Regions from separate parts of the Mus musculus genome. Here region 1 is linked to region 2. The links are chromatin loops, found by intact Hi-C in ENCODE. Cell type or tissue: left cerebral cortex. All regions are shown on one strand. Region 1 overlaps Arhgap18 (Rho GTPase activating protein 18). Region 2 overlaps Arhgap18 (Rho GTPase activating protein 18).

Region 1 (5,000 bases), 61 kb after region 2:
GGGAGCAGAAAAAGGATAGGGGATTTTCAGAGGGGAAACCAGGAAAGGGGACAACATTTGAAATGGAAATAAAGAAAATATCTAATTTTAAAAGAAAAGAAAAGAAAAGAAAAGAAAAGAAAAGAAAAGAAAGGGACTTCCCAGCATGCCCCAGTCCCTGCCAGTCCCACTTCATTTTGTGCTACCCACCAAGGCCTTCTGGGTAATTGCAGGGCAGCCTCTGTTGAAGTAGATTCATGTGATGACATTAAAATACAAATCATCTATTCCAAACCCAACACCAGTGAGCTAAGATACTTCTGCAGCAAAGTAGGGCTTGCTGTGACAAAAAGAAAGGGAAGGCAGCAAAGCAGATGGCTCAAGACTCAACTCTGGCCCTACCTCCTTCATAATACTGGTATTGCTTTGATTAGGTTATATGCACTAGGTGGGTCATGATGAAATTCTCACATACAAAAGGGACAACTTGGACTGGTTATTATGAATTTTCCCCGTATTTCCAAATCTAGATATACATCTTATAAGAATTATGGAAAACGGACTTTTCACAGAGGGACATTCACGTAGGAGAAAACGGTGGAGACAGGATGCAATCATAAGAACTCTCATATAAAAAAGAATCTAAAACATGATTGCATCATTTTTCCTGAGGACACAGGAAAACTATCTAAAACTCGTCTCAGTTTCTTCAATTCCACCATCTACTCAGAAAGATCAACTGGGCATTTCCCGAGGAACAAGTCTATCCAAAACACTTGGATTTGGCAGTGAATCAAAGTCTCTGCACTGTGAGTGGCAAGGAGATAGAAAACAAAGGGATTTGTGGCTTGACAGGTGGAGAGAGTGCTCTAAAAACAAATGATGTAGGCTAAGGAAACAGGGTGGAGTGACTGCAGAGCAGAAGTCCTCTTGAACAGGCAAGATGGCAGAAGAACACACTTAGTAAGGAAGGAGGGGGAAGGTTATCTACGCAGAAATCTACAGTGCAGCCTTTTTCATTGAGTGCATGGCATCATAACCACCGTTTCTGTCGCTGCTCAGTTCCATGCTAGAGCAGCCATGCTGAAGAAATCCTTCCAAGCCAACTCCAGGGCCTCCTTCTCCACTTCCCTAGCTAATTCTCTTACATGGCACCCTATTACAACTGACTGATACTCTGACTATACATAGACACCAACTCATTTGTGAATACACACTGGAAATGGAAAACAAAGAATTCAGTTCTAAGTAACACCGGTGTGCTCACTAATTCCACATGTGTTGACCTCATCCTCCAAATGAGGTCATAAGTCGTGCTGACAGGGGACGCAATTCTTTGCCCCTGTACTACTCAACAACCTATTTCCTGCTCTCTGCCAGTGTTTAACTCTCCTCCTTTTAACTCCAGAATGAAGGTATATTGGACAAAGTCATGCAACAAAACTCCTTTATTAAAAACTTCAAACTTTTTGTATAGAATAGAGAAACCAGTCAGCATATAAATTTCCCAATATGAAGATATACAAATTATTTTTAAAATTTTTAATTTATTTCTGTGGGAGAGGATGCAAATGACATGCCCACATTTGGGAGTCAGAGGACACTTCATCAGGTTGTCAGACTTGGCACCGAGCACCTACCTACTGAGCCAACTCACAACCCATCCATCTATTTGTTTTTCCCTCCTTATTTTCTAAAAAAGAAAAAAAAGAAAAAGAAAAGAAAAGAAAAAGTCCTCTTCTGACTTGGGAAAGTTGGTAAGTCTACCCTTTCTACCCTCTCTTGAAATAAAAGGAGTCCCCATTCAGTAGACCAACAGCTCCAGCTGACAAGCAGCATCATTTCAAACAGTGACATGGCTTTACGGTTTTCACAAACTGACAGGACTGAATCGGACGCAGTGTTTGTCCCAGAAGTCAGAAGTCTCCTGGGGTGGTTGTCTGCCTTCTGGAGATGCGGTTTCCTACATATCCCTGATTGGACTGGTCTTCACTATACAGCACAGTCCAATCTCCAACCTTAACCGCGCCCCCCTCCCCCCAAGTACTACCATTATAGATGTGTATGACCATCCACTACTTAATCTTTAACAAATGGTTTTTTGCACAAAATGCTTTTCAAGAAATAAATTAAGACATAATAAGGCATTTTTTTTCTTTCCAGGTACTCAACGGGTAGATTCTTTATGAAAGGGTTCTCTCTTCCTCACCCTTAGTAAGCTCCTTAAGGAAACGTTCATCGAAACCCTAGCTGCCTTGTGGGGTCCTGACTATTCTCAGATCAAGATCCGCCAGGCAATGGCAATCGGTGCATGGAGGACAAAAGAAATTGACGGGAACTTCAGGAGCTCCCAGCAGAGTACCAGTCTAGAAATATCTACCGTGCTTTTAGCCAAAAAATGGAAGGCGACTGGGCAGTCAAACACATGCCTGGATAAAAGAACTGAAAAGGGGGTAGGAGGAAAATGGCAATGAGAGAGGGAACACTGGAAAAGCCGGAGGAGGTGTCAGCAGTGGCGCCCCGTCTACCGCTTACCAAAGAGAATGAAATTGGCTGCAATTCCAGCATTTGGGTGGCTAAAGGAGGAACACAGTGAGTTTTAAACTGAGTGAGGCAGTTGAGTGAGGCCAGCTTGGATTATATACAGCAACCCTGCCCCAGCTAGATGGTAAATAATATAGATAGATGGAGGATACATACATACATATGATACACACAGTAAAAATGGAGAGTGAGGCTAGGCCCTCAGTTACCTCCTCCTCTGTACCACAAACACCCGTGATAATTTAAGTCACTGTACATGTAACGTTCTCTGGTCATCGTGTGCACTTCTTGGAACTAACGTATCACAGGCCAATTTACAGTCCCTGGCCCCATTCTAAAGACACAGAAAGACTTATTATACAAACCAACCCTTGTTGCAAGCCATCTCCTTTTACGGTAATCTACTTTAGGGTAATCTTTTTCCTGAATAACATGTAGTGCAAAAATGGGGTGCCTTCAACTATCAGTTCCCAAATATCAGCATACCCGCATATTCAGCAGAGAGCACGTAGAACATGGACTCGGCACATTCACTGTCTTCGCAGTCTCTTTTAAGTCCCTACGCCACCGGTGCACTAAGTGCGGAGCAGCCAGGTACCAGGTCCCCAGGGTCTTCGGGTCTGGCGCTCTGGACCCCATGAGCTCTGGCCCCATTTCTCTTATCCACTGGCTCAGGTTCATCTCCTCCTTTTTTTTTTTCTTAAGCACCCCACTCTGGTGCAAGAGAACTGTGTGACTCTGCAGACAGAACCCTGTCTGCACAATTGTCACCCAGGATCAACTTCTCTCTTTCCCTAATCCCCTCACCACAAAAACGTCCATCATTCTACCCTCCAAACTTCTACCATTGTCCAAGCTCACTCACGGAACAACCCTAAGAGCCACTGAGCTTCCTGTAGTGAATGGATTGAAAGTTGCACTGTGAATCACTGGAGCCCAATAACTCCGCAGTTTACTAAATGCAAAACTCAGAGAATTCTTTGAATATCTACCATTCCCTTGTTTGTGAAGTGAAACAGCAGTGCCTATCTTGCAAATTGCTAAGAGAATTAGAAAATAATTTACATCATAGGCCAAATAACAGGTTGAGCACAGCTAAATCAAATATCCAAAAATCTGAAACACATGTGTTACCAACATCTCACTTTGGGGAGCACTCTATACTTGATTAGTGATGACCAACCTAAAAGATCTATGCAACCCTTCCCAAACTTAAAATTTTCCTACTCCCAGCCTCAAATCTGGAATACATTTGGTCCAAAAGAAACCTCAGATAAAGGAAAGCAACCTGGACTATCTCAGAATATTCAATAAAGTAAGCCAGGCATGGCAGCACATGTCTTTAATCCCAGCACATGGAAGCAGATGCAGGTGGCTATCTGTGAATTGGGAATCCAGCCTGGCTTACAGAGGGAGTTCCAGGATAATCAGAGCTACCTAGTAAGACCCTGTCTCAGAATATAAAATAAGTTAAAATAGGAAAACAAATGAAGTAAACAAAGGTCATGATTCAAACATGAACACCAAACCAAACCAAAACCAGCAATGTAATTGCTTGGAGGCCAGGGAGGAGAAGAAGCCTCACACTGTGGGTCAGGAGCATGTATTTCCTCATCGTCCTCTGGGGATGCGTTTCCTGAGCCTCTCTGAGCCAACAGGGAACAACTGCTGTACAGAGCAAACAGGAAAAAATATTTAAAATTATTTGCATCAAGATGTTCACAAAAACCAGCTTTAAATTCAATGGTTTTGTAGGCAGCTGTAACTTTAGTGCCTTGGTTCTCCACAGTGCACAGGGTTACTAAAGTTAGGCAAGATGCGTTTCAATAACTCTGGGTCCCTGTTACACATAAATGAAACAACATGGTTTTTTGTTGTTTGTTTCCTGTTTCTTTATGCCACGCATTTCCTTAGTAATTTGTTTTGATTTTCTCCTCAGATTTTTGCTCTCCACTTTTCCTAGGCTGAAGTGAAGGACTATTTGACTTGGGATTTACCTTAAACCTCAGTCAAGAACAATTTTACCTGGGACCCCCAAGAGCTTTAATCAGAACATCAGGTTTCAAGGGCTTTTCCGCCTTCATCTAAAATCACCCTTGTACAAATGGAATAAGTGTTAAAAAGTCTACATTATAGCTTTTTTGGATATTTTATTATTTTGGCATTTCTATTTTCTCTAGACAGGTGTTGGCAGGTGCTCATATTCACAGTCTATATTAGAGAATTTTGAAGCTACCATGGGAGCTTACAGATGATAAACAAATCTTCTAGCTCAAGGCTAACGGGACACCTATTCAAATAAGGGGGCAGTCCCATATTGGGGGACAACTGCTTTCCTTCATTTCATGGCCCAGCATTTTATAGTTAAAAGAGAGGCGAACTATCTGGAGAGGATACGGCCTGCCCTCTGCTCTCTGGCTAAAATCAGCTACAGAGGAGATTTATGGATGCCTTAGTTACTTGAAAAATATTTTATG
Region 2 (5,000 bases):
TTAGAGTACCCTTTCCTGTCCTGGTGGCCCCTAGGAATAAATGAGAAAACCATAGCACTATATAAACCTTGAAAGATCTTCGTATTTCCTCCCTGGAAAGGTATCAAGACAGATTACTTATTTTAATTTGGAGTTTTCCAGGACCAGAAATTGGACGAACACCAGAATTTTGCAGCCCTCTACCAATGAAGCAACAAAGCACTAGGGTCCCTACAATGAAGCAACAAAGCACTAGGGTCCCATCCTCCTACACAGCTACAGATTTACGTTTTCAGGAAATGGCCGTAGATACTATATCTCTTTGTGTTTTTATAGTAAGTGCTAATCCACAGTTTCTCCACTCTGTGTTCCTTTCAACACTTGGCAAGAAAACCACAACAGAGATCTATGTGACTCATGCTATTAAGAGAGAAACTCAAAGTTTCCAGGTCTTAACACTAGATGCATTGTGTTTTTAAAGGCCATGCAACTTATCTGCACCTGAAGAGAATATTCAGTTATGTTTACTTAGACATTATATGAATGAAAGGAAAGTGGTATGTAGCATCTGACAACTCTTGACATCCGTGAATCAACTTATCTAAGGAAACACGTCTGGTAGTGCGGTGCCTTATGATGACAGTTGTCACTGAGACAATTAACGTGGGTGGAACTCACCCCCAGGCTACTTCCAGGTAGAAAACACTTACTCTGGACAGCTTGGAAGGCTTTGAGATACTCCATGCTCAGCAGTGGCTGGGGCAATTCTCTCAGAAAGAGCTTCAGCAGGCTGGCCGCATCGTGCTGTTTGACACTTTCCCAATTGAAAGTCCCCTCGTAAAATTTCGCTTCTAGTTCTTGGCAAAGATTCTAAATGGCACAAGGGGAGACAGAAATTAGCAGTAAGTACGTTTGTTCCCTATTGAGAGTGTGATCTGTTTTTCATCTTATAAGATTTCTAATCTATAAAGAAATATCTGAATAGCAAAAGTCAATGTGTTTCTGTTACACAGAAAAATATCGTTCCCAACTTTGATTGTCCTTTAAGTGAAGAAATTATACCCAAGGTTAAGAAAAGAGTTTAAACATTTTCACACACTTTAATTAGCAAAGATTTAATTAAAAGATCAGTTAAAATCACTTTCTACTCGGCATGTAACCTAAACACTACCATTAGTTATTTAAAAAAAAAAATTACAATTCAAGACAATGTTTTTAAAGCTATTTAGAGGCATATTACATAGCAAAATGAACAAATCCAAATCTTACACAGATGTTACCTCAATTTTGTTACCTTTGAGAAATGTAAAGCCAAATCCTGTAGATAAGGAGTCATAGAAATATGGAAAGATACTTGCCTTCACTGTCCCACCATTCTGCTGTCAGCCCAAGTTAATTTAGTGAGTCCATGCAGAACGTGGAAGCTGAGGCCCCTCACTTCAAGCACTCTATGAGACGTGCCAAGCCATCTACTACTGCTACTAAATCAACTTAGTGTGTGAGGACTATTTTTCAAGATTCATTTTTAACGTGGCATAAGACTTATTGTGTCAAAAATGTTTCCAAGTGTCTATTACTGGAGCCACTTTCTCAAAGGACAGGTTGTGGGTTTTGTTTCTTTTGTTTCACTGGGGATGGATCCCTATACCTCTGTGTGCTAGGAAAGGGTTCCAGTATCGAGCTACAGCCTCTGTTATACAGTAACATACTGAGGCTCATCCTCTCCTGATAGAGTAACCTTACCACATTTTCTCCGAACCAAATCCTAGCCAATTTTTTTGCCTAATTGTTTTTGTAGTTGGTGAGAAGCATGGCTGATACCTCAGAAACTGGGGGGTGGAGTCAAAGAGCAGTGAGGGAGGAAAGAGAAAGGAGCAGGGAAGGAGAAAAGAAGGAGAGAGAAGAAACGAAGAGGGAAATTAACGCTAAATGGGGGAAAGAGGCAAGAAGGGGTACAGAAGGTTCAGTGGAGTAGGGAGACCAACCATTAGCAGCACATCATCTGTAAATAAATCCTTTACAAGGGGCTGGCTGCGCCACGATCTGGCCTATGACAACAGGCCGGGTGGACCAGTTGACACAGTTGAATCCACTTAACTGCCCTTCTTAGAAATTACCCAAAGCTGTTCCTTCTGTCAAAGCCGCCAACTGCGCGGCTCCTGTCAAGAGCCTTCCTCTGCTCCCACCTGGAGTGTTCTGTTCCCTCTCCTTTTAAAATCCAAACTCCGTTGCTATTACTCATCCTGACTCTGTCTCACCCAGCTCCCTACTACCTTCTGAGTCACGATGTTCTCGTTCTCAAGGGATTATAATAGGTGACGTGGGGATCTGGAAAAATACAAACTTATAGAAACCAGAAGGAGTGTGTAGAGAAATGATAACGTGGAAGTTCGGACATTTTATTATTTTATTTTATCGCCTCTGCTAACAAGAATAAGGATGGGGAGGCTAAGTTGGCCTTTAAAATTCACAAGCAAAATTAAGCAACAAAATTGCACATTAACAGAACTGAAGCATTTTAGTCACCTTGATTCTCATGGCTGCTCCTGGTATCCGTAGGAGGCCCTCGGTTTCCAGACTGCCTTCTTCAATTCGAGAAATCAGCTGCAGATAAGCCAAGAAACATTTTGATCTTAGTCTTTGTTAACAGGTACAGCTCAACATCGGTTCCCCCATTGCAAGAAGTGAAAGCTGATTCTGATGGCATGCAAATCGGATTTGATGAGATTCTGAGTGCTATGGGACCGGCATCTTCAAAACTATACATACAAAAACCTGAGTTGAAATTTGAAAAGGTTTGTCTTTTTCTCTTTTGTAAAAGGAATGTATAATTTCACACAACAGCTGGGACTCTCCACAGGATCAGAGAAAAGATGTTCACTGTGTAAAAGCAACTCAGAACACTATTTTGCTTCTCCAGCAACATGCATTGTGCAATCAAATAAATGCCATGCAATTCCAGTATTTGCACATTTATATACTGTACTTAATTTGTTTCAGGAAACAATATTTTTATATGAAAAAAAAACTGTTGCTAATATTCGTTTTAAGATTCTGGTGGCAAACTTAAAAAAAATGCTTTCAAGCAGCGCTTCTAAGTAATACTAACACTCAAGGAATGGGCACAAATCTAGCTCAAGGACACCACTAAAATAAATTAAAATGAAAATGTAGTAGCCATGGGGCTGGAGAAATGGCTCAGAGGTTATGTACTGCTCTTTCAGAGGACTCAAGTTCAGATCTTGGCTCCTGTTTAGGTGGCTCACAATTGCCTGTAACTCCAGGTGGGGTGGGGGTGGGGGGAATCAGCAGGACCTCTTTGTTCTTTGTGGACATCTGCATTCACATGCAAGTACCCACATGCAAAGGCACATAATTTTAAAACTGAGTAAATATTAAAAACTATATAAAATCAGTCAAATAGGCAATATTACAGAGGTAAATTGTTAAAAAGCGGTGAAGAAACTAAGAATGGTGTGTCCCGTCAGGAAGCTTCCAGTTGCAAAACCTGGGTCGCTCATCCCTTGGGCAGTACAGGGTGGAGCTTACAGAGACAGAGCATCCTCTAGGATGCATAGGAAAATCAGGTTCCACCGCCTCCTCATAAGTACAAGGTAGACACTAAGTGCTTCTGTCCTGTAGCCCATCCCCCTTCTTAAAAGTCTTCTGCTTTACAAAACCCAGACATGGCTTCCCTGCATCTCCAATCTTAGTTAAATGTTCTCTGTGCAACTTGGGGCATGAAATCCCCCAGGGTGCAAAAGAATATTTGAAAGTGAATGTTTTCTCCAGGGAACCCTCTGTTAATGGTTTCTCACACTCCATAGACCACATAGAGCGCACTGTTGCCCCTTTCACATAAAAGTGTCTGTTAGGGACAAGGCCTTGGGAGAATTATGGATCTCTGCCCTATAGATTCCAAATCAGGTATACCAAATTCAGCAGTGGGTCCTCAAGTGTTGGTGACTTTTCCCTAACCACCTATTTTTCCCTATCCAGGGAATCAGTTTTGACCAGGAAAGCCTCTGATATAAAGAGATTCAAAAATCTCAAATTCTCCTAAGAATACACTATTATTAGGTGAGGCATCACTGACCAAAGAAGTACATCAATTTTTAAAATTCAAATTTTCCTAGACCACATTTTTCAAGTACCACTGCAGAGGAACTCAAAGTAAAAATAATTATGAATTATTTGAAATTAGAAGGACATCATTCAATAAAGTATTTCACACCAGCTATTAAAATGTTTCGTGTATGACCAATTTTCATTTTATTTCACCTTATAAAATATTTGCATGCTTTATTAAAACATCCAGTTGAATGCAGGTTGCTCAAGTCAATTAGTTTTTAGCCATCTACACCTTTTACTTTTATTAAATACAGAAGAAAATTATGGCTTTGAAAATGCTAATTGAGATTCATTTCTGAATTTGTGTTTAAATCCTTTCCTAGCGGTCTCTAGTGCTGGATCACAGCATCGAGTTATAGAAGTATACTGTCTGAAACAATACCATGTGTTATCTCCTATTTCTCACTTTGAAAATCACATATTTTAGTTACATTATTAATTAGCTATATTATTAGCTTTTATATTAACAGGAAATATATTCCAGCTTTCTTTTAACTTTTAAGACCTAAAATAGGCAAAAACAGCTATACATAATTGTGCTATTTGGTGAAACTTCAGTGTTTGATATTTTAATGGTGCTCCTACACACACACATGCACACACACACACACATATAAATATATATATATATATATATATATATATATATATATATATACTTATATGTGTATGCGTGTGTGTGAACACTGAATTATAAAGTAGAAATGAAATCAGTCTCTTTTGGCACAACACTGACTTGGGGGAATCATCGGGACAACAACAACAACAACATTGGATTTGAAAATTTGATCAGAAAATGCACTTTCTAAATAAAGTGAACATTTTTCTTCTGAAAACTATACCATTAAAATGAACCACTATTCACAGTGAACACAAACCACTGCTTGCCT

The links. Hi-C counts contacts between places; a loop is a spot of excess contacts. Peaks named below come from ENCODE experiments on the same cell type or tissue, not always from the same donor. Only the 100,000 strongest peaks of a DNase experiment are listed, where the experiment ranks them.
Region 1: a loop joins it to region 2, with 3 times the contacts of the local background. A loop is called at or near these places in 2 of 42 quality-filtered maps.

Annotation. Positions count from the first base shown.
Region 1 is chr10:26,813,328-26,818,327 of GRCm38, reverse strand. The region is part of intron 1 of Arhgap18 (Rho GTPase activating protein 18); the gene reads right to left. Among named protein-coding and RNA genes, the nearest start is that of Arhgap18, 43 kb to the right of the region's middle. In left cerebral cortex, no CTCF peak of the experiment used is centred here; a DNase peak (open chromatin) is centred at 2,485.
Region 2 is chr10:26,874,740-26,879,739 of GRCm38, reverse strand. It overlaps Arhgap18 (Rho GTPase activating protein 18), which reads right to left. Exons shown (of 15, transcript NM_176837.2): 8 at 2,506-2,583; 9 at 690-849. Among named protein-coding and RNA genes, the nearest start is that of Gm30534, 89 kb to the left of the region's middle. In left cerebral cortex, no CTCF peak of the experiment used is centred here; DNase peaks (open chromatin) are centred at 2,163, 2,597 and 2,787; H3K27ac peaks cover 761 bases.